Regions from separate parts of the Mus musculus genome. Here region 1 is linked to region 2. The links are chromatin loops, found by intact Hi-C in ENCODE. Cell type or tissue: gastrocnemius. All regions are shown on one strand. Each heading gives the region's core, and the rest is flanking DNA. Links, peaks and the distances in the headings are about the cores only. Region 1 has its middle 13 kb from the start of Gm34346. Region 2 has its middle 21 kb from the start of Gm40750.

Region 1 (17,000 bases), core at 4,623-12,622, 110 kb before region 2:
TATTTTAATTTGATTGTGACTATGCCCTGGTTCTTCCCTCTTGAACTAAGAAAGTATTCCATTTATTTTTTATTTTACAGGACCCTGACATTGAGACACTTTGAATTTTATAATACTGGAGTTTAAAAGAGATTGGCTATTTTAAAGAGACTGAACTTTTAATGTGTTTGAATTTGTAAAGACGGCGGATCTGTTAAAAAGTTATTTATATTTTTAATGTGGGATCTTGGGAAATGAATGAGAAAGGAAAGGTTGCGGGCTAATGGTGATGTGTTTGCTGTCAAGTTATTGCGGGGTCAGTCATGCTGGATCAGTTTTTGTCAACTTGACACAAGCTAAAGTCATCTCAGAGGAGGGAACCTTAATTAAGAAAAGGCCTCCATAAGATCAGGCTGTAGGCAAGTCTGTAGGGCATTTTCTTAATTAATGATTGATGGGGAGGACTCAATCCATCATGGTTAGTGCTGTCCCTAGGCTTGTGGTCCTGGGGTTTAGAAGAAAGCAGGCTGAACAAGGCATGAGGAGCCCAGAGGTAAACAGCACTCATGGCTTCTGCGTCACCTCCTACCTCTAGGTTCCTGCCCTGTTTGAGTTCTTATCCTGACTTCCTTTGATGATGGACTGTGATGTGGAGGTGTAAGCCAAATAAACCCTTTCCTCTCCAACTTTCTTTTGGTCATGTTTCATTGCAGCAATAGAAACCTGAATGAGGACATTTACATACATACATACATACATACATACATACATACATACATAATTTTTATATTTTCCAAACTGAGCATTTAACATTAGAGATTTAATAATAAAACAACCAAAAGCAGGTGCCTCATGCAAATAATCCCAACACGTGAGAAATGGAGGCAGGAGAACCAAAGTTCAAGACCATCCTTGGCTATACGGTGAGTTCAAGGGCAGGCTCAGAAGATAGATGCAGACAGTTACCTGCATGCATTTCTATATGTCTCTAAGTCTAAGAATCTAGACCCATCAAGTTTGAGGGACAGACTTTTATAGTCACTTCCTGGCATAATGAGAGTAGGAAGCTGTTGTAATTAATGGAGAGTAGTTACTGTGTTGAAAAAAAGAGACGGCATAGGGTGTGGTTTCTAGACTTAAGATCTGTTCATTTCTAGTAGCACTTATAATTCACAAAATAGTAAGAAAGAGAAGTTGAAGGAAACACATGAATTATGATGGTATGATGGAATTATGTATGGGCTGTATAAACTTATTCTGGGGAAATTGAAACGAACTGAAATATTAAACTTGACTTTGAGGAAGATGAGGTTAGATATGGGGTAACCTGGACTAGAACCTCCTCAGTCCATAAGTTTACTTACCTATATGATCTTGTTCAACCAGTTCCTTATCATCTCTGGTTACTTAGCTTTCCTCTGTGGAAAACTACAACTTTCTAGGCCTCTTTTGAGGACAAAGTTACATAATGCAGTTTTCATAGTGGAGATTCAATGGCCAGGTCTTTAACCACTGCCCTATGTAATCTGTCACGTTTTCTAATAAGTCTTAATATTAATTGTGCAGTGGTTCTCAACCCTCCCAACACTGCAGCCATTTAATACAGTTCCTCATGTTGTGGTGAGCCCCAACCATAAAATTACTTTCATTGCTACTTCATAACTGTAACCTTGCTATTGTTATGGACTGTAATGTAAATAAATGTTTTGGGAGGTGGAGGTTTGCCAATGGTCGTTCCTCACAGTTTGAGAACCCCTGGATCTATTGGATATAAAATGTAATGTAATTAATGGGAAAAAATGAGTGAAATTTAGTTAAAATTTATACAGCTTCAAAGGGAAATTTTAAATTTTATAAACTACGTTCATCATTGCAGGGGAGACTTTGAAAGTTTAAGAAAGTTTGAAATAGTAAAGACATTGAGATTTGTTTGACATAATTAATATGCTAATTCAGATTACTTTTGATCAGATAAAATATTCCCTTCCATTTAAAAAAAAAAAAGACCGTTACAATTCAAGTTAAGGTCAGTTAGGTAGCTAGATAGACATGGTTAAAAACTCAAAAACAAAACAAAACAAAAACAAACAAACAAACAAACAAAAAGATGGTTTAAGGTAGTGATTAAACAAGAGAGAATGTGGACTCTCCTGAAAATAAGTATAAAGAATTTGTAGTGGTTGCTTGTTTTATTGCTAAGCTAAAACGCCATGACCAAAAGCAACTCACGGAAGACTTGATCTTGGCTTTCGGGTCCGTGGGGGTAAAAGTCCCACTGTGGAGGATAGCCATGACAGCAGGAGCAGGGCATGTCTCAAGTGTCAACATGAGTGTGAACTGGAAGTAGGGTGAGGCTATCAACTCTCAAAGCCTGGGTCCAGTGACGGGGCTTCCTCCAGCAAGGCTGAGCCATCTCCCCAAACAGTGCTCAAACACCCGAGCCTGTGGGGAACTCTTTTTTTATTCAAACCACCACACCATTCTTTAAGAAATTAAAACAGAACATAAGATGGCCACTTATGTTCTGAACCAGAGCCCAAACTGTGAACACCAAGCTAACCCAACAAGTCCTGCTATCCCAACGCAGCAGCTGTGAGCTAATTAAATAGCCCAGATTGTGGTGCTGAACTTTAGTACTGCATTTACAGAACGACTTCAGAGGATGTGCTATTAAAGTCTGGGTTTTATCAGAAGAAGGCGGCACTTTTTTTTTTTTCAAGCAGCCCTTAAAATTAACATACTGGATAAGCTGCTTATTATAGATACGGCCTATGAGATCCTTCATATAGATTCAGAAGTGAAGCGGTGAGTTTCTAAGCCAACTAATGAGATTATTGCACTGAGACTAAAAATCTAAAAATAGTACTTTAGATAACCCAAGAGCACTTTGAGAAGTAAATTTATACTCTATATGGTCATTTCTAAAATGATAAAAGCCACATTGATAACCACTAATATACTGGAATCTCCCTGTGCTGAAATGTGGAGCAATTCTGTACTTAATTAACTTAGAAATATACCAGTGATAATTGGAATATATGAGGAAAGAATATTTTAAGTCACTGTGAGCTATACTTCTCTCATTAATTAATCTTAATAGTTAAGCCTTAAAATTTATAGCAAAATAGCCAAACAATAAATAGACTCTTACATCATAAGTCAGTTCTGACAACTATCAAGTTGTTTGATTTATTTAAGTTGTTGTACATAGTAGTAAGGGAAGACATGGAGACATTTACCAACAAGACATTTTGGAGGCTGTGGAAGATAGCTAATATTTCACGCATCCTAATGTAGTGGATACTCAAGAAGACGTGGAGAAAAGTGGCGAACTCTTTATAGTTCTACTCATTTCTCTCTAAAACAGGAGAAGTAACACTTAGCTTCCATTTCTTTCCGTGACACAGTGAAGTGAGATAGCAGCTTTGGAACAGCGCGGCATCCTTGAAACTTGCTACAGGTAAAAGTCATTGTGTACAATAAGACCCTTCATCTAGACAAGAAAGTTAGCCAACCTGTGTTGGCCTGTGCTCTTCCATGTAGGAAGCAGTGACGTCTACAGAGGAGAATAGGATGCATTTGCAGGCTCACAACCGTATATGAACTAGAGGGGAGAAAGAATCGGATTGAAAACTTTAACAAACTTTAACAAAGGTATCTCATCTGTTGTCCATTTTTTAAAAAAAATTTGTGTGTGTGTGTGTGTGTCCATGTGTACTCGAAGATTACTTTATAGATGGAAACTCAAGACTTCTTCAGTGTAGGAGAATGTCATAATGTTGTCAGGGAATACAACAGTCTAGAGGCTCTAAAATACCTTTCTAAATAATTCAAAGTAGGAATCATAGTTTCTTTAAGACTGCTCTTTAAAAGCTATTGAAATAAAAACAATGTATATGAGTATTCTTTATCAAGGTAGGTTTGTTCCTGTAAGATTTAACAGTTTGAGAAAAAACAAACAAACAAACAAACAAACAAACAAACCATGAACTTGTACAAATATCTTCTCTAGCTGATACAAGCCAGACTTTTCCTTGATAGGATTCTAGAGTGAGCTCTTGTCTTTGTCCCCACACCCAGCTTCAGCCACTGATTGGTGGGTTTTATCCTCAAATGCAGGCTGTATAGCTTGGAAGAAGGCCCTAAGGCAAAAATGGTAGGACTCGATAAAAGGAGGTAACAGACAGGAAATGGGATTTTAAAGTGAGAAATGAAGTCTACTATTGCTGTCAGGAAATGGACTGGATAAAATTTAGATAGTATGCTAAGGAGAGAAAGCATGGTGAATTTAGAGGACATCTCAGTCAAAGGATCTTTAAGTCACCAAGGCAAAGGTGATCAGGATGTTGCGTTAGTGTAATTACTGAGCATAGAAAAGGAGGCATCATAAGTTGTCTTCAAGTCTAAGGTTATTAACTGGAAAAGGATAGTGTATCTGCCCATAGATAATTATTTGCTTGATAGGAGCAATCTTTCTTGTTTATTCAACAGTAAGTAACTAGCTACATTCTGAGCACCATAATAATATGGTAGGCATGACAGACACAACGATCCTCATCTGGTAGGAAGAACAAAGAATAGCAATTCTAGTTTAGTGTGGTAAGTGCCAGGTATTGACGTGTGCGTGGGAGCCTAAGAGAGGAGATGATGCCCATTTTGAAGCTTGGATTCTGAACAATCAGCTTGGGCATGAGGGGTAAAAGGAGAGAGGTTTCATGTAGAAGGAACAGCATATGCCAAAAAAACCTAAGAAAGCTGAGGAGATACTAGCTTTTCCACACATCACAGCCTTGAGCACAGGATCTACCAAAAGCCGATTAAAGGAATGGAGTTGGAGAGAGAGGCTGAAGGCAGTGTCCTAATGTGACGGGAAGAATCTTAGACTTTCAAGGCAGTTGTGATGCTTAGCCCTACAGTCCCATTCCTCAGGAGGCTGGGGCAGCAGGGCATGGGCATTGAGGCCAGCTTGGGTTACTTCATCAGTTCTAAGACAGACTGAGTTCCAGACTGAGGCACTGCCTTCAAACAAATGAAGGCACAATCACCATCAATACGAATAACAACACGGGGAATGCAGAAATAGAGAGACACACTCAAGGAGAAACATTTAAAGATTTGTTTTCTATAAGGCTCCGCTCTCCACTGATGGCTGTACTTACAAAGGTTATTTCTCTTGTTGGTTATTGATACCAGTTGAAACATCTGAAGCAAATAAAATACGTTAAAGATTAAATATGTATGTATGTATGTATGTAATTGTGTGTATGTATATCCTTGTTGATAATCCTGAGTGGTGTATGGGGAAGAATAAAAAAGAGAAATGAGATAGAATAGTAAGAGAGTTAAAAAATGATATATTTAAATATATAAGAGGAATACAAACACATAAGAGAGGCTAACAACTTAGGGGGTAAGATAAAAGAATAGAAAATAGAGAACTCCCGTTTAGGACAAATGCTTGAGCAATGTATAACACACACACACACACACACACACACTGAAAATTTTATACATATAAAACTTTCTATTGTATATGCACATGGTTCCTATAAACACTGTAACCGACTTAACTCTACAGATATGGGTAAAAACATATTTTGGATTTGGCATTAAATATCTACTGAAGCTAAAATTGTCACATTTAATCAATTGCCATTAATCCAGACAACTAGAACGTATTGATCTAGGAAGGAGCCCAATGGCAAAACCATTTTCCAAAAAGAGACAAAGTCTTTGTAGGAGAAACACAAGGTGCGACTCCATCAGCAGCAAATAAAAATAGTGGAGCCCCCAAAGGGCCTGTGCAGTAAGATGAAATGATTGAAAACTCCAAGCTCTCTTTCGGTTTGGGCAAGTTCTTGGTCAACATTCAAGAGGTTTATTTCTGGAGGTGTTCTGTTTCTTCCTTGCTGCTGGTGTTGTTTTAAAGAGCAGGTACTTTCCTGCAACCCAGGCTCCTTCTTCCTGTTGCTTCATCCCAGCCTCATTTCTGCAGAGATCTTGAGTCTCCTTCTCATGCTATACAGTTGAAGGATAGTTGACAGTATGAATTCTAGGGATCCAACTAGTGAGGGACATAGTTTTAATTAGCAAGCAGTCACTCCTCTGGTGGGTCTCAAATAATAGAACATTTAGGAACTTACTCCACTGATGTGTTTAATTCTTTCGTTCCAAAATAGCTCAATTCTTATGTTACCATGGAATGACTTTTCATTGTGCAAACATTTCTCTTGTCTGTTTGGTTCCTCCTCCTAAAAAGGGATGTGTAGCAATTGCCCAGTTCACATTATTGTGGTGGTGATGGTGACTCAGGACATTGAAAGACATGTGACTTTCGGACTTTTCCCCCCCATGTCATTTTCCACTATAGTTCACGTAGTGCATGCACTAATTGCAGGCATCTCATGTAATAATTTGTAAAGTTTTCCATGACTGCAGAGATGCCCAGACTTTTAATACTCTATGTGGACAAAAGTCCATTTTCCTCTGTTGTTGCTTCCTTGTTTGGCTGCCAAGCTTGCTGATAGCAACCTAATGAGCAGAGAGTAAACTATTATTGCTTTAATTGGTCTCCACTGCTAACTCTTAGGAGGCTTTTAGAAATGCATTTATTATATAATTAAGAGATTTGTGATTCCTTTTAAGTTATCGGCCATAAAAGGCCTGGTTTAATATCATAATTACAGTCACTTCTCTTGTTGCTCTGGGTCAGCAGTCTAGTCTCACCCTTAGAGATTGGTTTTTCAAAGTCAAGTTGTTCCTGTTAGAGCGTTTCATTCACAACCCAACTTCCGGTGCGCTTCTCATTTGTAAAAACCACAACCTCACCAATTCCACGAAGATTAAAATCACCGGTCTGTTTGTGTCCGTTTCTCATTTACTACTCTGATTCTCACATCTATGGCTTTAGAGATGCTCCACTTTAATACTCAAAGCTGTAGCTTGGTAATTTAGGCCACGGTAAAGTATATGCTAGGGAAATGTTCTGAGTTTAAAATATGGACCTGACAAAGAGAACATTTTTAGATGTCAAGAAAGTTTTCTTCTATTGTGTTTGTTGCATATCTATTGTGTCTAAGCCTTTATTCTGAACCCTCTTGCCCTTGCTTTCTGACTACTTTATGTTTTGTTTTTCTTGAGCATGGCTGGATTCTTCCTTGGTGCTTGTGTAAGGTGGTCTACCTCCCTTGTCAACAGGCCCGCTTACAGTTTGGAATCTTGGATTGCCGCGTCTTAACTCTATCTCTCTACTCTGACAGCACAGAACTTGATCATAGTAGGTAAATACAGTTGATGTTCTTTGTTACTTGATGGGGAATTAGCTAGTGAAAGATTTAAAGTAGTGGTGTAAGAACTGGGCTTGGCAGGGCTCCCAGTGGAGGAGCTAGAGAAAGTACCCAAGGAGCTAAAGGGATCTGCAACCCTATAGGTGGAACAACATTATGAACTAACCAGTACCCTGGAGCTCTTGACTCTAGCTGCATATGTATCAAAAGATGGCCTAGTCGGCCATCACTGCAAAGAGAGGCCCATTGGACACGCAAACTTTATATGCTCCAGTACAGGGGAATGCCAGGGCCAAAAAGGGGGAGTGGGTGGGTAGGGGAGTGGGGGTGGGTGGATATGGGGGACTTTTGGTATAGCATTGGAAATGTAAATGAGCTAAATACCTAATTTAAAAAAAAAAAAAAAAAGAACTGGGCTTGGTGGCTCATACTTGTAATCCCAGGATGAGATGGAGGCAGGAGGATCACTATGAGTTAGAGGTTAGTCTAGGCTACACATTGAGACACTCTGTCTCAATAGAACTCTCTCAAACCATCTGATTAAACCCTATTGGTGGTAAAAATATTCATGCTACTAACACTGGTAACATTGTGAAGGCTAGAAATGCCAGTTATCTTATTGGTACCATGGCCCCTCCCCTGTGATACTTAGAACTTGGAATTAGACTCTCCTTTGTTTTCCTTTCTAATGTTATATTATAGATCATTCCGATTTCAGTTTTAAGTAAAATGAACGTGACTTATAAAGCCACTTCTATAATCAATGAAAAATTGTGTTGACAGTTTCCTATTATTAATTTACTAGTGGTAACCTTGATTTTGTTTAAAGAATTTGTTCCATTGTTCACACTAGGTTGGATAGCAACTAAACTGGTCGAGAGACAGATAAATCTATGTTACTGTAGCACTTTCTTTTCCTTTCAATATAAATATTTAATTGTGTCATGAGAAATCCTCATGAAAAATTGTGACGCATGGTGCAATTGATTTTCCCTGGAAGTAGGGCCCTAGTTACAGATCTGAAAAAGGAACCAACACTCTCTGAGTCTGTCTGAGTGATGATGACTCTATTCTAGGCACTCGAAATTATTCTCTTTAATCCTCATTGCTCCTTACAAACTAGATATTATCGCCCTTAATTTACAGATGAGCAATTAAAGCTAAATAGCTTGTCCACAGTTGCAGTTAGTATTAGGAAGAAGCAGGATTACAACACAGGGCTGATGCTAAAGTTTGTTTCCTTTTTTCACATTCTTAAAATAGGTCCTTTCTGCTCATTCTGAGGGTAAAAAGCAGCTGTGAAATAAGTTATAATGCTTACCAGCGCCCACTGTTTGGGTAGAAAAGGGCAGGGGTTCTGGAGTTGAAATTCCCAGACACCCATCTCTTTCCTACCCCTCATTAATTAATTATGGTAGTGAGTATTACTGTTTCACAATCTGTAAAATGGGTGGGATGAGAACAGTATCTACTCAATAGCATGGTTTATAAGGGCACAGATAATATGTACAAAGTAGTCAACGAAGTGGTCAATAGTAGTGTTTTATACACATTTTCCAGGAGTTTACTCACCCCATAAATGTCAGTATTTGAGGCTGGGCTTTCTTAAGGCCGTAGGTTTGATCCCTGAAACTGGAAAAAGAAGTTGGCTCTTTGTATGCATAAGCTATAAATTTTCATGTTGGCTACTTACGTCTGGCTCATTTGGCAGTCGCTGTTCTATTTTAGATCCCTACCCAATTTCACATGTTCATTTTTTTTTTCTTTGATGCATGCAGAAGATTTAAAACTGCCAATAAATTCTCCACTAATCCTCCCTTTGAGAATGTTCTTCTCTTGAAAACAGACTAGACTTAGTAACCTGCTTAATGAACAGGCCAAGACAGAGTGAAAATTTTCAGGCCAAGTGTGTTAGTACAGCTACCACATATCTCTGAATGCTCACTAAGAGAACACTCAGTCTCCAATAAACAAAAGCACGGATACCTCCCCACGGGAGAAATATAGGTGACCCTAGCCATCAGATCCAGGTAAGCCTGGTCTTTCCTATTATCCTTGCCAAGTAAAGCTGTCTTGAGTCTTCCAGACAAAGTCATCCACCCCCTAATTATTACTGGGTACCTTTAGTGAAAAGAAGAGTCCTCCTCACTTAGCCCTGCCATAGTTCTTGACCCACAGACCCATGAAATCTAACAAAATGCTTATTATTTTAAGCTATTATGTGGTGGACTAGTTTATTACATAACAATGAATAACCAAAAAAATGAGGTTTTTTGTTTTGTTTCAGTTTTATTTCTTTACTTTTGTTTATTAAAAAATTAACTATTGTATCAACAATTGTTCTAGTACAGGGGTGGGTTTTATCTATGAGTGACCTAAGCAAGGTTATTGTCATTATGGTTACTGTAGAGTCAAGGTTCCCAGGGAATGAAGCCAATAGGCTTCGACTATAAAGGGACACAAAGGGAGATTCAGTGTAGGAAATAAGTCACATAGCATTGGAAACCCAGAAGTCATGGAGTCTGTTGTCTGTAGTCAACAGAAAGGAGAAACTTGTGGTAATAAGCCTGAGGCCTTGAGAACCCGTGGGAGGGCTGATGTCTAAGTTTCAAAACTCAGGAACCAGGAACTCTAGAGATTCAAGGGTAGAGAAACTGTATGTCTCAGCTCTCGTTTTTTTTTTTTTTGTTTGTTTTTTTTTTTTAAGGAGCAATATTTCCCTTTCACAGCTTTTTTTTTATTCAGACTATTAACATATTGAAGGAATCTTAACCAACTTAGAAAGGGTAACACTGTGTTTAACTCTCTCTGAACTCCTCAGACACACCTAGACAGAATGCTTCCCCACCTAGCAGAGTGTATTTAGTTCAGTCAAGTTGAAAACTTCACTACATTAAAATTAACCCTCTCGATCCCATTCTACAAAAGTCACAGGCAATAAAAATAGACAAATCTAAGTGTTAATTTCCAAAACTCACAAATCTTATGCAGCAAGTAACCAACATAAAAAGATATCAGCCAGGGTAGACCTGTGGGGCTGGTGGAAAATTGAAAGGAATTAAAAAAAAATACTCAGCTACTCATTCATTCCTCATTAATCCATTGACCTCTTAATCAAATAAGTGTTTAGTAACTACTCTGTGCTTAGTATTGCATAAGATAATCCTAATGTATCCTGAGGTTACCATTATATCACAATAGCGTTCTAGGAATATGCCATCAGAGAGACACACACCTAGAGCTGTCTGGCACAATAAAATGGAATTCAGCTTAGTCATCAAGACACCAGAACTTCCTGTCTCACTTAAAATATGTATTCTCCGAGGATTTCATATGTGCATCCAACAAATACGGCTATATACAATCCCCACACCCTTGTTATTCACAGATGCCATATCCCCTTCCAAGTTCATGTCTTCCTCATTTTAAATGAACCTACTCTGTTGTCTTAGTCAGGGTTTGCATTCCTGCACAAAACATCATGACCAAGAAGCAAGTTGGGGAAGAAAGGGTTTATTCAGCTTACACTTCCACACTGCTATTTATCACCAAAGTAAGTCAGGACTAGAACTTACACAAGGTAGGAACCTGGAGGCAGGAGCTGATGCAGAGGCCATGGAGGGATGTTACTTACTGGCTTGCTTCCCCTGGCTTGCTCAGCCTGCTTTCTTATAGAACCCAGGACTCCCAGCCCAGGGATGGCACCACCCACAATGGGCCCTCCCACTCTTGATCACTAATTGAAAAAATGCCTTACAGTTGGATCTCATGGAGGCATCTCCTCAAGGGAGGCTCCTTTCTCTGTGATAACTCCAGCTTGTGTCAAGTTGACACACAAAACCAGTCAGTACATATGTCCAATTAATGCTGCACATATGCGTGGAATCATCCGGTGGAACCAAGAGAACTACCAATGCCACATCCACCAAGAAGAATGATGCTCCCACCCTTAGCAGCTATCCCTTAGGGGCAGGGTCTGGTGAGCTTCTTCCCCATTCCTGCTGGGATGTTGGTTGTCTTGATCTTGTATAGATCGTATGCATGTAACCATAGAAGCTATGAGTTCAAGAGCACAGTAGCCCTGTTACATTCAGAAGACAAAATGCCACAGCACTTTGCCCTAACTTTTGGTTCTTTCTGCCTCTTCTTTCTGGATATTTCTCAGGCCTTAAAGATTAATATGGATGATTAGCCACACTAAGCACTCAAAATTACTTACATTTGGCATCTTGACCAGATATGAGTCTCTGTATCAACTGCTACCCACTGCAAAAGGAAACTTCTCTGACCAAAACTGAGAGAAACATTAGTCTATGGGTATAAACAAAATATTTAGAAGTCAGTATTGCACATGTAGCAAAATAACGATAGGTTCTTCTCTCAGGTTTGTGGTCTCACCAGCTAGCGACTTTTAACCAGCTTTTACAGGACCAGGCATGAGGTGTGTTCTGTAAATAGACCTCAGATCCTACCAGAGAGCAGTTGGTTACCTCATAACAGCTATGGTGCCATTGCAACAGTGGGTACATTTTGCCTGGTAGGTTGGTAATGTAACATGCAGGGTCCAGCTCTAGGTAAGCCCATCACTGCCCTTTCTTCTTCAGCAATCTGTGTAGCGCCTTCTGGCACTAACTATCAGGGAAGAGTTTTTCTGTTGCTTTGAGCTTGGTTTGAAAACTGAATTTATTCAGCTATTGCTACTGCTATTATTGTTTAAGATACGATGTTGAATTAAGTTGGCTGTGAGGTCCAGTTTTTAAGGTTTGTGAGAAAGTCTTCCCCTAGCTATTTCTCTTCCTGAGCCACCATATTCTTATGTAATTTCTAAGCCATCAATTCCTCCATCTAATAGATTTATTTCTAAACTTTCTGTTTCCTGTATTGCTTGTCCTAAAACAGTAAATGTTTGTGTTACCACTATCTTTTAACAAGGTAGTGAAAGTGTTTTTTCCCACAGTAGCAACACAGTCAGCCTAAGAGCAGAACCTGTCTCTCTCTCTCTCTCTCTCTCTCTCTCTCTCCTCCCCCCTCTCCCTCTTTCATGTGCACTGATGTCTGCCTGTCATGTGCATGTATGTCTGTGTGAAGAGTATCAGATCACCTGGAACTGGAGTTACAGACAGTTGTGGGCTCCCATGTGGGTGCTGGGAATTGAAGCAGATTCTCTGGAAGAGCAGACAGTGCCCCTAACCACTGAGCCACCCATCACCCCAGCCTTAGGAAGATCAGGACCTCCTAAGGTGGTTTATGGAAGGAACATCATTCATGTGAGAGAAAGTTGAAATGATACACTTTCACCACTTTATAACCATACCTTGTGTGGTGAGCAGTCATTCAGGAGAGATTTGTTTCATCTGAGGTAGAGTTCTCTATGCTCCTGTCTTTCCTTCAAAGTTTCCCCAAGACCCTAAATTCTCTTTGTTCTCAGCTTAGCTAGTTCTTATTCCCCCTGTACCTGCTTCTTCTCGGCTATTCCTGAATTCCTCCATACGGAATAACATCATCACCAATCTCATCTCTGATGTCAAAAACATGGAAATCATGCTAGACACCCTGTCCATTCCCTAAGTCTCACAATCTTGTCTCAAATCTTACTGATTCTGCTTCCCAAATAGATATTGAATTTCCCATCACGCACACCTACACTCCAGTTGCCTTGACTCAGGATTTTATGTCTTCCTAGCAAAAAGCACTGTCATCTCTTCTGCCTAAAATGCTCTTATCCATCTGGACACATTTCTCAAAATGTATCTGAAGGTTTCTTCCTTCTGTAACACAGGCATCCTGTTTATAACAAATAGTATTGATCATACTGTACTTTTCATTTATATTGAGATCTTTCTTAAACCTGCTCCCGTTACATAGTGAAATGAATGGCATTTTGTAATTCACTTATTCATTCAATAAGCTCATATTAAATATGAGGCAGATAGCTTGCTTTAGTGCCTTATGAAAACAGACCTTGTGGGACATATAATATAGCCATGTAGTAGGATAATAAAAGGAATAATTATAGTAAAGTCCAACGAGCATAATGATAGGCAGTGACGGGAGCCCATGGAAGTATGGAATGTAATTATACAGAGGTGGAAAAAGGTCTCCCCGAGGCAGGAACATTTAATCTGAGACTCAGAAGATGAATTAGAGTCATTCAGATTTGGAGATGGGAATGTGGGATAAGGAGGGAACAGATTCCTTTCCGAAGAAATAGCTTATGAAAAATCTCAGCTCTCATAGGGAAGGTGTTGAAGGGCTTGAAAAATACTGTAAAGCCACCAGCAAACAGGTATGGAGTGAGTAAGTCTGGGAATGGGAGCCTATCTGCAATTTTTGAATTGAAAAACAAACTTTCCAAATCAGCTTGGGATATTTGTTAAGCATGTAAATGCAAGCAACTGCATTCCCCTTCTACGTGACAGTTCAAGCCAATAGACAATGATGTCAGTTGGTGCTCCAATGTAACTGCCATTCTTCACTGCCTGTGGACATATGCACCCGACACTGCTCTCTGTGCAAAGATATATTAATATGTATTTCAACATGCTTTGTGCCAGGCAATGAATTTGATTGTCCTAAAGTCATGATATCTAATGTAGCAAACCACTAATCACTTGTGGCCATTGAACACATGACCTAAGGCAAGTCCGGACTGATGTGCTTTAAATATAAAATCTATGCTAGATTTTGCAAACAAAGTATGAAAGGCAAAGTACCACATTAATAATTTTATGGAGAGTACATGGTGAAATAATTGTTTTGATATATGGTTAAATATGTTAATATCATTAACTTCTTTTACTTTAAAATTATATATATATATATATGTGTGTGTGTGTGTGTGTGTGTGTGTGTGTGTGTGGTGTGCATAAAATATAATTGGAAAGCACTGGCCTGGGCTATTCAAAACAATTCTGTTTTTCTCTTTCTTTCTCAGCTTTCCCTCATGGTAAGGATGTCATGACACTCTGTTGTATCTAACAATACACAGGCAGATATCTGCTGAGGGATTTCTAGCAAAAGGTTTTGTAAAAGTAACTTTTATGTCATTAGATGGAGGGATGAGATGAGAGTTGGACCCAAGCTGTGTAAATACACAGCTTTAACTGAACCCAGAGCATTTCTTTTTCTATTCTAACTAGGCCTGGAAGCTTTTAGCCCCTGTACAACCCAATCTTCCAAGCTAACCTAACTGATTCAAACTGGCTTCTCTCAGCTTCTGACTGAATTGCTTTGCTCGGAACTGAACTGAACTGAACTCCACTGCATTGCCTAAATTCAACTGACTGACTAGAACAGGACACATGAACTCCAACTCCATTACACTCACTGACCTGCTGCTCCCCTCCCCGACAAGTAGCCTCTCTTTCCTGTCTGTCCTTGTGAAAGTTGGGCGCATCCTATCTCTAAAACTGTCTGTCAAATCTTTCTCTGACTAGTCACTTTGTCTACCCCTCAGTTAGACAACACTTTCAATCAAAGGTGGATGCTTCCTTCTCCAAACTAACTTTACCTTCATTGTTAGGGATTAATGGTGCGTTCTAAGGGTGTGAATGCATTCCAGCCAAATCATGTAGACCTAGGAGATATTTAAATATGATCCCTTGCCAGAGCACCCATGTTGCTAGATTAAATTCCTCTACAAGCTTTATTTTCATAAAATATTTTCAAAATTCTGTTAAGAAGAGTTTAGATTGTATTTTCCCATTATTACTTCCCCCTTTCTACATTGAATTATGAGTACGATGGCTTTATCTTATATAGCCCTTTCTTGCTTCTTTGTTTCTCATTTAATTTTTTAAATTAAAATCTAATTACATCACTTTTCACCTTCTGTTCCTTCCCTCCAGTCCTTTCCCTGTGTCCCTTATTTGCTCTCAAATTCATGTTCTTTGCAATTGTTATATGCATATAAACATGTATATATATTCCTAAGTATATAAACACCACCTGCTCAGCACACATGTTACTCAATTGTACATTATTTCAGAGTTTACTACTTGCTAATAGATAGCCAATAGTTTAAAATCATTTATTTGTGGCTCAATATTCATGGAAAAAAAAAAAACTCAAGCAGGACCCTAGAGACAATTTTCTTTAAAAACATTGATTCATTTCTACTACATCACAAATGCCATCTCTTTATTTAAAGTAACATTGTTCCTACATTGTGCTCCTTGTAGTCAGATGACTTATTATCTAGTACACTTATATCCAGAGCTGTCCTCAGGATCAATTGTGGAGAGCCATCACCCCTGCCCTGAGCATTCCTGGGTTGCCATAGTGATCTACGTTCTTAAGGTAAATTTAAAAGGTTAGTCTTAGGCTGGAGAGATGGCTCAGAGGTTAAGAGCACTGGCTCTTCTTCCAGAGGTCCTGAGTTCAATTCCCAGCAACCACATGATGGCTTACAACCATAGAATAGGATGGCCTCCTCTGGAGTGTCCAAGGAGAGCCACAATATACTCACATGTATAGAATAAATCTTAAAAATAAAAAAATAAAAAGATCAGTGTTTGTTAAATGTAAATGTCATTTAGGTTAAATTCATTGACGCTGTTGATGTAGTTTTTCACTGCATTGGTATTTTATCTTTTTCTTTTCAGTTGTTAAGAGAGAGGGAAGGCCATTGTGGAGATATGACTGTTTCCCCTTTTCCTTTGTTATGTTTGGCATTTCAGTGCTGAGAATGAAACAAACCCAAGGCCTTGCAGAACCAAGGCGGGGAAGCTGCCACTAAATAAATCTGTCATGCTACAGAATGCAGGTGGCCTTGAATTTGCAATCCTCCTGCCTCAGTTTCCTGAGTGTGAGGATTGCAGACATGTACTATAGAATATAGCAGTTCTATATATTTTTAAAGGTCTGCTAGGTACATAAAAGTTTGGGAATTGCCAAAATACATGGTAGGATCTTCCATTGAAACTTAACAAACTTCAGTCACCTCAGTAGCTCCAAACTTCAATCTCTCTCTCTCTCTCTTTTAATATTTATTTATTATATCTTAAGTACACTGTAGCTGACTTCAGACACACCAGAAGAGGGCATCAGATCTCATTACAGATGGTTGTGAGCCACCATGTGGTTGCTGGGATTTGAACTCAGGACCTCTGGAAGAGCAGTCAGTGCTCTTAACCGCTGAGCCATCTCTCCAGCCCCTCTTTTTATTCTCTCTCTCTATCTAGAAAAAGACTGTGTTGGCTCTCTGCTTTCCCATGCTTGGCTAGAAATGTACCCTTAAGGACCTTCACAGTTCCTCTACTCTAGGATGACAACCATCCACTCCCAGTTGTTCACTGCCTTGAAGTATTTCTTTGTTTATTTTATCTAGTATTGTAGTTGCCTACGGCTGGAACTCAAGGCCAATGCCTGGTGTTTCCATCATCCCAGGAACTAAATAAAGGCTTAGAGGAATATTTTGTAACAAAAGCCTCATTTTCTGTGCTGGGCTCTAAATTATTGGAATGCCAACAAGAGCCTGCTTGAACTGACTCCCTACTACCTGTTTGATCCCTTCTCTCTCCCTTGCAGTAGCCACTGTGGCCTGTTTATTGTAACTTTTGTTTCCTCTGACCTTATTTCCTTTTCTCAGATCCATTCCTGACATCCTTACTCACCCCATCCATGCCTGCCTCAGCTCAGAGATTCCTCCACAAAAGAGGCCTTCCCATATCGCTCTCCAGAATTCCTTCATTCATTTCATACTCCTGTCTTCCTATCATGTGTGCTCATACCTCT
Region 2 (13,660 bases), core at 4,663-12,662:
TATTAAATATTAAACTTCAACTAAATATTGTAATTTAAAGTAACTTTTTTGATCACCTCACAGAAATTTGTTCTAAATAATATAAAATTTTTGTTTTTTCGTTTGGTTGGTTTTTGTTACACCATACCATTGAGTTAGCTTTGACAAAACTAAATTGAAACAAGATTATGTTTAAAAAGACAACTTCTAAGGTACTGTATATATTTTGTGTAGAAACAGATGCTAATGTGATCTGGTTAGTGCACCTGAACTTACAATGATTTTTGTAAAAAACAAAACAAAACTAAACTAAACTAAAAAATTCAAACCAAATAAAAATAAAAAACAAACAACAATAAAACCCCAAGGAAACAAAACAGAATGCTGAACTATTTTTGGATTTCTTGTGCAACAGACAGGACAATGATAGTATATAATACACTTTTAAAATTGGGCAGAAAGAGTTTGAGTAAACCATGGTGAACCACCAATGAAATAAGAAGGCAACAATTTTTACAAAAGGACCATTTCATTTGGGGCCAAAATTATAGTTCTTCGGGGGTATAAGAAGTTCACCAGATGAGAGGCTGCCTGAATTTGCAGCTATATATATCTATATCTATCTCTCTATATATCTATATCTTTTTCTTCTGAAAGAAAGAGGTATTTGTTTCCTGACATATTATCAAGAAAACTGTTCATTTTTATTCTGCATCTGTCACTCAAAGTTGTCACTGCACTTAGTGGCTATTTATTTATTCTGCACATCATTCCTATTTCTAATTGTGCTGTCAGCCTGCTTGGTAGTCATGTGCCAGCAACACATTTCTTTATACTTCAAATACAGCTCTTGGAGAGTAACTTCCTCTTTCTGCTCTACACTGCACCCCAGTCACTGGGAGAAGTTCTTTTCTGCTCACCCTCCTCGCTTTTTCTTGTTAGGATTCAACATGAAAAGTAGGGATGTGTCCGTGCTTAGCTCAGTCAGGTTTTCAGTTGTTTCTTCAGTTCAAGTATACAGGTATGTTGATACTGCCCTGTACTTTCTTGGGAAAAATGGCACAAATTCAAATTTGAGTAGGTCAAAGCAAATACCTACGTTGACCTGGAACTTTGATGTCATAAATGTTCCAATAGACTGAGCTCAGTAGGAACTATTAAGAAACTCCTAAAGCAACTTCCATTACACTTTTATTTCCACATCGGCCTCAGTGCTAACCATGCCCACAGCAGAGGCTTAAACAACCAAGTGGGAAACCCATCTAATGCATGATTAGTTCAGTTTTCCCCAAAGCAAAAATGAAACAAAACAAAACAACCCCAAAAACCCAAAACTAAAACAAACAAACAAACAAACAAACAACAACAACAACAGAAAACAAACCAACAACAACAACAACAAAAAACTCCCTGTGATAGTTTGTATATGCTTAGCCCAGGGAGTGGCACTATTAGAAGGTGTGGCCCTGTTGGAGTATATGTGTCACTGTGGATGTGGGCTATGAGACCCTGGTCCTAGCTGCCTAGAATACAGTCTTCTGCTAGTAGCCTTCAGATGAAGATTTAGAACTCTCAACTCTGCTTGCACCATGCCTGTCTGGATGCTGCTGTGTCTATACCTTGATGATAATGGACTGAACCTCTGAATCTGTATACCAGCCCCAATGAAATGTTGTCTTTTTTCCCCCTTAGATTTATTTATTATTATATGTAAATACACTGTAGCTGTGTACACCAGAAGAGGGTGTCAGATCTCATTACAGATGGTTGTGGGCCATAATGTGGTTGCTGGGATTTGAACTCAGGACCGTTGGAAGAGCAGTCAGTGCTCTTAATCTCTGAGCCATCTCTCCAGTCCTTAAATGTTGTCTTTTATAAGAATTGCCTGGGTCATGGTTTCTGTTCACAGCAGTCAAACCCTAACTAAGACACCCCCAAAAACAAAAACAAAAATAACCCCCAAATCCAAAACAAACAAACCCTTAATAAAAATAAAAACTGGGTAAATAACAGAATAGAACCCAGTCTTTGGATGCTTCTTTTACTGGCAATATGCTACATAACTACAAATACATTTTAAGCTTCTCTAGCCTGGAGATCCCTTTGGTGATGGAGTGAAAATTAAAGTCATTACATACAATAGAGCTATTTGCTAAGATTTTTCTGCAAAGATTTTCATTAGGATTCCTAATTTAAATGTTTAAAGCAACAACCCATTTACCAAGAAAATATTAATTGACACCTGAGGAAAAGAAAAGATTTTAACATAGTTATTTGAAGTAATCATGACAGTACTCTAGAATGTTCTAACCCAAATGAATGTTAAAAAGAAAGCAAAAACATCAAATGGCTTTAGAAGTTATGCTTCCAAAAGAAACTTTTATTATTGGATTTCTTGTTTTCAAGGGACAAATGCTTCATGATATATTTCTGTAGTAATTACTTTCTAGCTTATGATTACTGAATCTAGTCACACTAGTCACAGCGCAGTCAAATTGGTCTAGAGAGGCTAAAAATCTATCCACAGAAAGAAAGAAAATAACCTCTTGAAGAATTTAACCCTCTTCATATAGCTGATGGCTACATTGTATGTGATACTGGAGCGAGCCTAAAATTTGATGAGAAGATAGGGTCCAGCCCTGACTTGCCCAGTAAAAAGTTTCCTGGCCACATTGCGCTTCAGTTTTTCACATACAAAACCAGTTACACCAGATACTTCCTACATTCCTTTCCAATTCAAATATTTTATTTAACAATTGAGCAATTGATTTACATTGCACACAAGCATGGGGAAGTTTAAGAAATACAGTTTCAAAGTTTCGGTTGATACTTCTTTCATATAGAGAAGAAATAAGATGCAGTACAGTGCATTTAGCTAACATGGTGAGAATGGTAATACTCTCAGACTTAGAAATTAGGTCTTATACGCTGCATTAGACATGGGACTACCTCGGGAAATATCCAGTAATGTGGGTACCTTGAGCTTGGGATAACTATTCCTTCTAAACTAATTTTTCAGTTTTGGCAATGCTGACATTGGGGGATAAATGTTTCTGTATTGTAGTGCTGTCCTATCTACTTCAGTACACATACTAGTTTTCCTTATTTGTCTACAAGATGCCAGTACCATCCCTTCACCTTATATTAAGACAACTAAAAATATCTTCCCATTTATGATACCTCACTGGGAATCACTCTCTAAGATAACTAGTCTTCTCTGGCCTCCTGTTCTACCCTCTTCTGAAGGCACTAGGGTTTTGATACTCAAACCTGAACAGATATAAGAGAGGGAAGAACTGATGAGAAATGGGAAAGATTTTCTTACAGTGGGAGGCACCACAAGGCAGAGGCAGGAGGCTTGCTGTGGGCGAGGGATAACAGATGCGGCGAGGATGTAAAGCAAGGGATGACGCCCACAGGAAGATGGTGAGCGCGAAATATCAGCCCAGCAAGAGGAACAGGTTCTGCAGATCTGGTGAACAGCATGGTGACTAGAGTTAATAACACTGTATGCTTGAAACTTGCTAAGTGAATGGAATTTAGATATTCTCACCACACACACGCACACGCATGCATGCACACATACGTAGATAACAATATGAGGTAAGGGATGTAGTCATTAGCTCCGTTTAAGTACTTTGCATTGGATAAACATTTCAAAACATTACACTATACCATATATATGATTTTTATTTGTTAAATAAAAATTTAAAAATAAAAAGTTAATTTTTAAGAAGACTGTAAGGGGAGCTTGTAGAATCCTGACATTTCACTGAGGGTTATAGCTGTAATTTTATGTGTAAGTGCTAAGCAATCCTGTGTCTTAAGAGGGGCCTTGAAATGAATGGATGACCCAGGGATGACCCATTCCTACAATAGGAGCTTTGAAGGATGTTGAATGAAGACTCAAAATGTCATCTTACCTCCCAGGGTGACAACCAAAGTGGGGCTTTCCTTTTCCTTTTCCTTTCCTCACTAAAACTGAGACTAGTACCAACATAGCAAATTCATCCCACTGTATACACAGCCATTTAGGAGTCACTAGATTGTTCCTGGATGAACTCTCATGTTAAATCCACCTTCAAAATTCACCTTCTTTGCCAGGTTTTTTTCTGCCGCAGACAGCAAGTCCAGAGTTCTTTAGCATAAGCAGCCACACAGAATTCTGGCTAGAGCATGAATATTAGATTCGCATGAGCTTTCAGCTGAGTCTGATGCCAGAGGGCACTATTTGTATGATCACTGTTAGTTTTTCGCTTGTAAAAATGGAAATAAAGTCAGTGTTGAATGGAGTCAGAGATACAACAGATAGTTTAGGGACAATTAACTATAGTTTATATTAAAAATTCATAGCAGAATATCAGAGTTTATTTCTTATCTTATTTTTGGTGGGAACAGGTATTGAACCTAGGGTCTCATACATGCTGGGCAAGAACTCTACCACTGAGCTACATCCCAGGTCACATTTGTTTTTACTTTATATTTCAAGACAAGATCTCTCTAAGATGCCCATGGCAGCCTTGAATTCTCTCTGTAGACCAGGCAGTCCTTGAAAGTTTAATTCTCCGACCTCAACTTCCTGGGTAGCTGGGATTCTAGATCTTCACTGCCTGACTGGAATATTTTATATCCTAATAAGAACTTGATAATTGTAGTTGTTTTGTTATTCATCCTACAATACAAATAATTCTCCTTGGTGCCTTTAAATATATACTCTAATCCTCTTATGGTTGCCTTTTTCACACACACACACACACACACACACACACACACACACACACATATATATATAAACAAGCATAAAATGGGAAATTTTATTACTGAAAAGGAGGAGAGTGTCAGTTGTGTATAGTGGATAGAAAGGACTCAAAATTGTTTTTTGTTGTAAACAAAATGGCAAGGGAAAAAGAGCCCATGCCAAGTTTCTGGGAAGGATGAGGGGATCAAGGTAAGGCTAGCCTGAGCTCTGAGGTATGACCCATGGCCCCATGAACACAATCGTTCCTGGAAAAAGCAGGCAGGTTTGGGAAGAAATCCACTGTGCTTTTGGTCCTTGGAGTACAAGCTTCCCTGTTTGCTTCCCTGTGTCTCCTCCTATCAAGGGTGACAGGAAGAGGGGTCACAAACAGTTTAAACACATCCTATCCTTCCAACCTGGGAAAGGGAAAGAAAGAGACCTGCCCTGATCCAAAGGGAGAGGTGACATCAAAGCCTTGTTCCAGGGTTGTTCTTTCCCAGCGATTTCTCTGCAGAAAGAAGTGAAATGCATAGAGAAGGTAGCTATCCAGGGAGTCCTTTCAACCAGGAACTAAAAGAAAGGAACATACATCAATCACAACTGTTAGGCTAAAAGAACTCTAACCTCCAGGGAGGCCAGAGTAAGGTGCATAAAAGGGAAGAGTCCTAAATCCTTAGGCCATAGGCATTCCTGGATTTTAGGAGATTGGATGGATGCTAGTTTACCAAACCAAATGGAATTTTCTCAGCTGCTTGATTCTATTCCTATATGGTAGTCTGCAGATCTTGATTTATCAGGGAAGCGAAGAATGCTTTCTTGTCAAAGGCAGGCCTAGTGGTAGTTTTAAAATAGTCTCTGTCAGGTTGCAGTCAACCATTGGACTGAGCACGGGGTCCCCAATGGAGGAGTTAGAGAAAGGATTGAAGGAGTGAGCAGAAGGGGTTTGTAACCCATAGGAAGAACAACAATATCAACCAACCAGACCCTCCCCCCCCAAGCTCCCAGAAACTAAACCACCAACCAAAGAGTACACATGGAGGGACTCATGGCTCCAGCTGCATATGTAGCAGAGGATGGCCTTGTTGGACATCAATGGGAGGAGGGTCCCTTGGTCATGGGAAGACTCGATGCCTCAGTGTAGGGGAATGTTAGGGCAGGGAGGTGGGAGTGGGTGGGTGGGTGGGTGAGTACCCTCATAGAGGCAGGGAGGATGGGATGGGGGTTTCTGGAGGGGAAACAGGGAAAGGGGATAACATTAAATGTAAATAAATAAAATATCCAATAAAATAATAATAAAAAAAGATAGTCTCTGTCTTTTAAGCTCTATAATGACCCCTGGTTTTCTTTCTTGTTAGCACCTACCTTCCTGTTCTCCTGAACTATGCCTTAGTTTGTCCTGTTTTTCTTTTTTTCTACATTCTGTGACTGTCTTCATTTCTTTCTATCTTCTGGCTTTTGTTCTGTCTCCAGGCCAATTGTCCAGTGTGTTTCTAATAATCCACTTTCGTCATCTTATTTGGTCTATTTTCTGTTGTTCTCTGAGTATTTGTTTACAATGCTTTGTGTTATATACTACAGTGTTGGTCAAGATTTGATGGACCACAGGGAGAGAGTCTATGAGACATTAGAAGGAACTGTCCAGTGTTTTACAACTGCAACAGAGATGAATTAATTCTTTTAAATGTTCTCACACTATTATTTAGTTGAGTCTACCAACTAACAGTTGTGTGCTTTCCTACTGTACTGGCTGGTTTTGTGTGTCAACTTGACACAGCTGGAGTTATCACAGAGAAAGGAGCTTCAGTTGAGGAAATGCCTCCATGAGATCCAACTGTAAGGCATCTTCTTAATTAGTGATCAAGGGGTGGAACCATCTCTGGGCTTGTAGTCTTGGTTCTATAAGAGAGCAGGCTGAGCAAGCCAGGGGAAGCAAGCCAGTAAAGAACATCCCTCCATGGCCTCTGCATCAGCTCCTGTTTCCTGACCTGCTTGAGTTCCAGTCCTGACTTCCTTGGTGATAAACAGCAGTATGGAATTGTAAGCTGAATAAACCCTTTCCTCCCCAACTTGCTTCTTGGTCATGATGTTTGTGCAGGAATAGAAACCCTGACTAAGACACCTACCATGTGTGAAGTATGTCTTCTGGGAGGTACTGGAACAGGACACCATTGCAAAGGTCATAATGGAGTAGAATTGTATGGTTCACCTGGTGTGACATTAAAGATCTCGGTCTAGGAAATTGTTTGCATATCACAAAAGGAACACATAGCAGCCAATGAAGGTGGGTAGCAGAGGGACAGTGAAGTTATCAAAGAGTGCTACTGAGTCTTCTAGGGGAATCCTGCTACATAGCAATGAAGGTGGTTTCCCTAACACCTTTTAGAAATGTGCAGTATCTGTGGTTTGAAGAAGAGAATTTCCATTCAGGCTTCCTCACCTCTGTCGACCATCCTTGTACTCTGCGGATCCTGCTAGCATCCTGGAGCTCAAGCTGTGCATGGGATGGGTTCCTTACCAACTTTCTCACCCAGATGTCACTCTGAAATTCGATGTTCATGAAATATGGCACTTTATTAGAACAATAGACACTTTCCAGAGACCATTTAGGCCTCAGCTTTGCCAGTGTTTTGGAAAGAGCACAGCCTTTGGACTGTTTAATTCCCATCTGTGTCTTAAGTAAATACTCTCCAGCTTCCTTAAGGTGATTTTCTTAGAACTACAGTTGCATTATTATATCATATGATAACTCATTAAAGATGACATAATTCCATGCTAGCATTCTATTTTAAGACATTCTCCTTCATTTTTTTTCTCCTCAATGTCCATTATATAAAGATTATAAAAGTACATTGGTCCAAATGTTATTTCTAAGTAAAATGCATTATACTTATCAACTACAGTTCTGCTTGAGGTAAAAAATTGAGATTGGGTGAAAGGAAAAGTAATTACATATATATGTGTGTGTGTGTGTGTGTGTGTGTGTGGTGTGGTTAAACTCAGAGTCTGACATGTATAACTGGCAGCTGTTAAAAGTAATGTTTTAAAATAATGCCTGGTAATGCAGGAAGTGGTTGCTACAAAACAAACGCAGAAAAAAAAGCAAGGTGTGGTCCCATGAGGATGGTGTGATTGTCAGTAGTTAAAAACATTGGAAGGAAAATACTGAATGCTAAGGGTTTATATCTGAGACAAGGTTATCTCTGCTTTAAGATTTTTTTCTTTTCATGTGCCTTGTAAGCTTTTCATTTTAAAGTATACATAGTCACAAGAAAACCTGTAAATATTGTTTGTTTCTGATCTTATGATATTCTTTCAAGTTGCATCTAATTTTGGAATCTCACTCGAAACCTCCTCTTCTTTATTTGCTGTGGTTCATATATTTCTTTGCCTTTGTTTTCAGGGAGTCTCAGGTAGCTTGGGCTGGACTTCAACTAACAATAATATCAAATTAATGTAGAAACACATGAACAATCTACCTTAACCTCTTAAGTATTAATATTACAGGTATGGTCTACCATCCCCAGTTAGATTCTGATTTCTTATCTTTTATATCTCTGGCTTTATGTGTTTGTTAAAAAAGCTAAAGAAGAGATTACATAAAGCCTATGTGATAAACAGAAATATTATTGTTTTTATAAAAGCCGCGTGTCTGAAGAAAAACAGAACACCATGAGCTATTAGAAGAAAATCAAAGTCAAGGGCAGTCAGTGTTGGAAAAGAATGGGGAGCTGTGGCAGACTTGGTTATAAGTGCCTTCCTGTAACATCATTGGCTGTATAACTCAAAAGATGAAGAAATTGATGTTCAATGCAGCCATGTGACTGACTCTATCAGGACAAATGGAATCCATGGTGCCCCAAAAGGGTCTGTCTTCTCCTGATTCTTTTGTTTGACTTGATTGTAAGTAAATATGTCTGCTGACATGTGCACACTCAAAGTATAATCACACAATTGAAAATTTGTTGAGGAATGCATGATAGAATGGGTGCGTGCCCATGTATTTTACTGAGTTTTCCAACTCTCTTTGACTTGTGTGTATTGGATATAAGTTCCCTGATGTTGGTCCAGCACTGCATGAATTCTGTTTTAACTTCCTCCAGCTGTAGGAAAGTTCCTATTCCTGTCAGGTCTCAGTACCTTCCATTAAGAGTCTTAGTAAGTGCTCTTACCTAGACGCCACATCTTAATAGTTTAGACTACTCCCAGAACACTACTATTTTGGATCCAACAAGGGCTTGGTACATTTCATTATGCTGGTATTATATGTAGATTGATAAGGGCTAATGACACAACAAAGACTTCTAGATAATTAAGATAGTAAGTGTGGGAGCCATGGCTGTAATCTCGTGTGCATCTTTATAAAATCAGGGAAATGAAATTGGCCTATTTTGCAGTTGGCTTTTAGACACATTATTAATGCTGCTTACATAACTACTTCCTAACAGAAGAAGCTTAAGTTAGTGACAGTTTTCTTAGGAGTTAAAGTAGAGTAGTATTAATTGAGTTCCAAATGCATTGCTGAAACAAAGACACTTTGGTAAGGCCAACAAGAAAAGCCTTCCTGTGTGGATTGACAGTGACAATCACACAACACATAAAGTATTTGATAAGACCAATCATAATGAGGTGGAGAAAATTGACATACCATCAATATCACTAAAGCTATCAGACTTACATATATTTTTTTGCTGCTGTTGCTGGACAACAATAGTTGTTACTATTTTGTACTATTTTGTACTATTTTGGCTTTGTAGCTCAGGCTAGCCTTCAATGTAGCCTGGGTTGATTCTGAACTCATGGTTTTCCTGCCTCAATTTTTTGAGGACTATCCCTAGCTTTTGTCCCCGCCGGCAAGAACACACTCAGGACAACCAGAATCTTCTGCAGCAAAGCTTTTATTGCTTACTTATCAGGAGGGAAGACCCGAACTGGGAAAATGGTGCTGCTTATATAGCCCGCAACGTGACGTTTCAGCACCTGATGTGGCGTGACAGCTCCTGATTCGTTACTCGCCCATCACCCCATTGCTACGCCGCGAGATGGGCAGTGACGAGGTGTGAGTTCACTCTTGCACTTGCACATAAGGCTTGTTTACTAGTTAGGCGCAGTGAAAGCCAGCGCCATCTTAGAATGGTGATTGCTCACGGCACGCACACGATTGTTCGCGGCACGGCTCTCCACAGAGGACTGAATTTACGTAAGTGGATTATTATACCTAGTATCCTTGGGTTTCTATTGCTGCAATGAAACATCATGACCAAAAAGCAACTTGGGGAAAAAAGGGTTTATTATACTTCTAGAGCATACTCCATCATTCGAGAAAGTCAGGAGATGAGCTCAAGAGGGAGTAGAACCTAGAAGCAGGAGCTGCTGCAGAGGCCATGGAGGAGTGCAGATTCCTGGTTTGCTTCACATAGATTACTCAGCCTGCTTTCTTCTAGAACCCAGATCTACCAGCCCAGGGAATGGCACCACTCACAATGGATTGGGCCCTCCCGCATTGATCAATGATTGAGAAAATGCCTTATAGCTGGATCTCATGGAGTCATTTCCTCAACTGAGGCTCCCTCCTCTCTGATGAATCTAACTTGTGTCAAGTTGACACACAAAAGCAGCCAGTACACCTAGCTTTTCCATTTTGAAAATCATGTTTTAATTAGTAGAACATCATCTGCATCTTTAAACGGGTTGGCTTATGCATCACCTGATGAAGTATCCACTCGCTTCCTGGAAGTTTGGTCAATTACAGCCTGGAATACAAAGAAGAAAGACTTTTCTTCAATGGTGTAGTAAGTTATGTATGACAAAGACAAAATAATAACAAACGATGATGGATTAAGATGTTCTTGGAGTGTAGAGGGAATCGGTCTAAAGACATGACTGAATTCTACAAAGTATTCAAAAAGTTCAAACCCATGGGAAGTGGTGGCAAAGTTGGTTGTCCTAGTGTTTTTTTTGTTTTATTTTGTTTTGTTTTTGCAAGGATTTGCATTGTTCATGAAGCAGCCATCCCTGAATTTTGATCCAGAACAGTGCTGTGAGCAAAGGAACCCAGCTGTCAGTAGCAATTTCAGAATGTAGTAAATAATTTACTTGCATTTCTCAGAAAAAAAGGCTAAGGGAACACATAACTCTCAAAATTTTCCTCATGGGGTATGTTGGTGGAGGAGGGATATGAAGGAGGGTTCATATTTCATATTTCACTGTAATATGGATAACATCCCTCAGCATAAAGAAAAAGCATGATAAAAAATCTCTTTCTTCGAATTCCATTTTTCTTTTTTATGAGGGACTGCCTCCATGGGCAGCCTCTTCCCTGAGCCATGTCTGCTGGCCCAGCTTGGGCTGATTTTACTTCCCCTGCCCAGTGTCTCCTCCCATTCCTCGTAATTGGCTTAGCATACTTTACAGCTCACTCTTCTGTTTCCTGCTGCCTGTGGTAGGAGGGGGGGGGGGGGCATTGTTCTTTGTTGGCTCTGATGGTTCCCTGTGTCAGAGCTTTGTTTTCTTTTGATGTCTTTCCTCAGGAGATAGAGGTGGAAACAGTTGTACAAAACCATAGTCAGAGGATGCTAGAACGACTCAGAAAGGGGTAGCTTCTGTCTTGCTCTGGAGGAGCAATGTGTCTGAAACCCTACCAGAGGCAAGTCTAGCTCAGGATGCTCTCCCCCTCCTTCTGAATGCTTCAGCTGTGTGGGAACTTTCTCTGTGTGTCTGCGGCTGCTCAGGAAATAGCCTTCAATTGTAGAAACACAGGGTCATGGTTTCATACACTTTGGATGTCATTCGAGAGACAGATTAAAGGCAAGAATATGCACTATCTACACACTGTCTACTATCTCTTAGATACTATCTCTTCTATCTACTTTAATGTTATGCAGCATGGCAGATTTGAGGACTTTCCTTCTTTCCATCTTGTTTGTTTGTTCTTAGCCTCATCCAGGGAAAAGGATATGAGACTTTTTCATATTAATACTCAGGACCATGTATGTACCTATGACAAGAAACCCTTATTGATCACCAAAATGTTACATTTCCTTAAATCCATCCAGTGAATAAATAGGCATGAGTATGAGTATGTTGTCAAATAGTTAACAAGGCTCTACTTCAGTGTTAGATGACGAAATGTATATGTGGTTTTGTTAATGACATGGAGCACAGAAAATAATTTAATTGGTATCATAAAGGTCCCATCTACGTCCTTTTCCACCAAATTCATCTCCGAATCAGAAATGCTAATAAGCTGGAAATGGGTGGATGTGCGCTTTCGCCAACTCTTGTTTCCTTGCTCCCATAGCAGAAACCGATGGCTCAAACTCCTGCAGACGATTCATTCTAATTTTTTTATTGAATGAAAATGAAATCTGCCTGAATCAGAGCACAGACTGATGCAAGGACCACAGCGTGTGCTGTTCTTTATAAGCTGTGTATCTGGTCTCGGCATAATCATAGAGTGGCTAGCGATGATTCATCTAGAAGACCTATTTAAGGAAGGAAGAAAAGTCCCGGGCTTGAGAATGACCCTAATCAGGTGCTGACAATTGTGTGTTGAAAGTTCTATGTAAAGCCCAACTTTCCAACCACAAAAAGGGGCATGTTTTTGTTCAACATTTTGGAGTGTAGAAATTAAGGGAAAGCTGATCTAAGATGAAAGGCCTAGAAATAGTTTTAGCTTTCATGGTTGACACAGGAAAAAAAAATCTATTGAGCAGATTAAACAAATAAATGTCAAGTCATGTGTTTAACTTGAATTCTCATGAGGATTTGTAGTATTTGTCAGATGATTCTAAAGTTTATTTCTGATATTAGATAGATAGGCCAGGTCATAAGGCCTCAACTGAAGAGCCCCATCAGATTCTGCACAGGTAATGCTTTCTGCATTTCCCGTGCATCCACATATTTTAATCCCTTGGGTATTTCTTGCTTTTTTTTTTTTCCTCATTGTGGTTGTTTAACAACATATGACTATTTCTTTTCTTTTGCTAGGCATTGTGTTAAGCTTGGGGATATAAAATATGTCTCCCTTCCTTAAGTTTCTAAGACAAGAAAATGGACTTCAATTGTACAGTGCCCCTAAGTGCTGAGACAAAAATAAACCCAGATGCTAATTGAGACTGAGAAATCTCTGAAGGCTTCCAGGAAGGACTGGCTCATGGGCTGAGCTTTTAAAAAGTAATGTATTTACTGAGATGAAGGAGAGGCTGAGAATGTGGTTGATAAATGTGTAGATTCAACATCCAGGCAATCTGGTTCTCTCAAGCCTCGGGTGTGTCCATGACTGCACATAACCTTAGGCAAGTTACTCAACCTCTCGGTCTCTCAATTTCCTCCAACGGTGCTATCCTTGATCCTTTCTAAGGTTGAGAGGACAAAAACAGGAGTCTACATTTTGAAGGAATCTGAACAGTATTTGTGTCTCATAAAAGTGTTATATAAGTGTGATGGGGAAGGAAAGGGGGAGGTGATAAGTATTCTAGAAAGGAAATACAGCTTGGTCAGTGGTCCCATAGGACATGCATGACACATTCAGAAAATGATAGGGAATAGACTGTAGGCCTCATTGCTAGGAAGTTCTAAAGAGATAAGGCCACAAAAATTGACAGCTTTGGTGAAGAATGTGGTTACTATTCTAGATACCATGAAGATCACAGACATATTTTAAACAAGAGATAAAACTAGATTCACATTTTAAACAATCTGGTAGTTCTATGAAGACTGGAGCCAGAGGAGTAGATAAGGGAGATTTTTTTTTTCCCACCAATTACCTAGTGAGTTAAGAGGGGTGCTGTTGAAATGTTCTCATTCTCAAGTCATGCCAAACACCAGCCATTGATTCGGCTCCTGGCTAATCTACACCCACTGATTGTATTGCTGTGGATACTCCTAGCAGATAAATTGCCTGCCAAACACCAGCTCAAAACAGTAATGGACAAGAAAGTGAAC

Evidence for each region. Peaks named below come from ENCODE experiments on the same cell type or tissue, not always from the same donor. Only the 100,000 strongest peaks of a DNase experiment are listed, where the experiment ranks them.
Region 1: a loop joins it to region 2, with 1.8 times the contacts of the local background. A loop is called at or near these places in 3 of 42 quality-filtered maps.

What each region holds. Positions count from the first base shown.
Region 1 is chr10:98,887,486-98,904,485 of GRCm38, reverse strand. No RefSeq gene overlaps it. Among named protein-coding and RNA genes, the nearest start is that of Gm34346, 13 kb to the right of the region's middle. In gastrocnemius, for the core only: no CTCF peak of the experiment used is centred there; no DNase peak of the experiment used is centred there.
Region 2 is chr10:98,779,701-98,793,360 of GRCm38, reverse strand. No RefSeq gene overlaps it. Among named protein-coding and RNA genes, the nearest start is that of Gm40750, 21 kb to the left of the region's middle. In gastrocnemius, for the core only: no CTCF peak of the experiment used is centred there; no DNase peak of the experiment used is centred there; H3K27ac peaks cover 224 bases.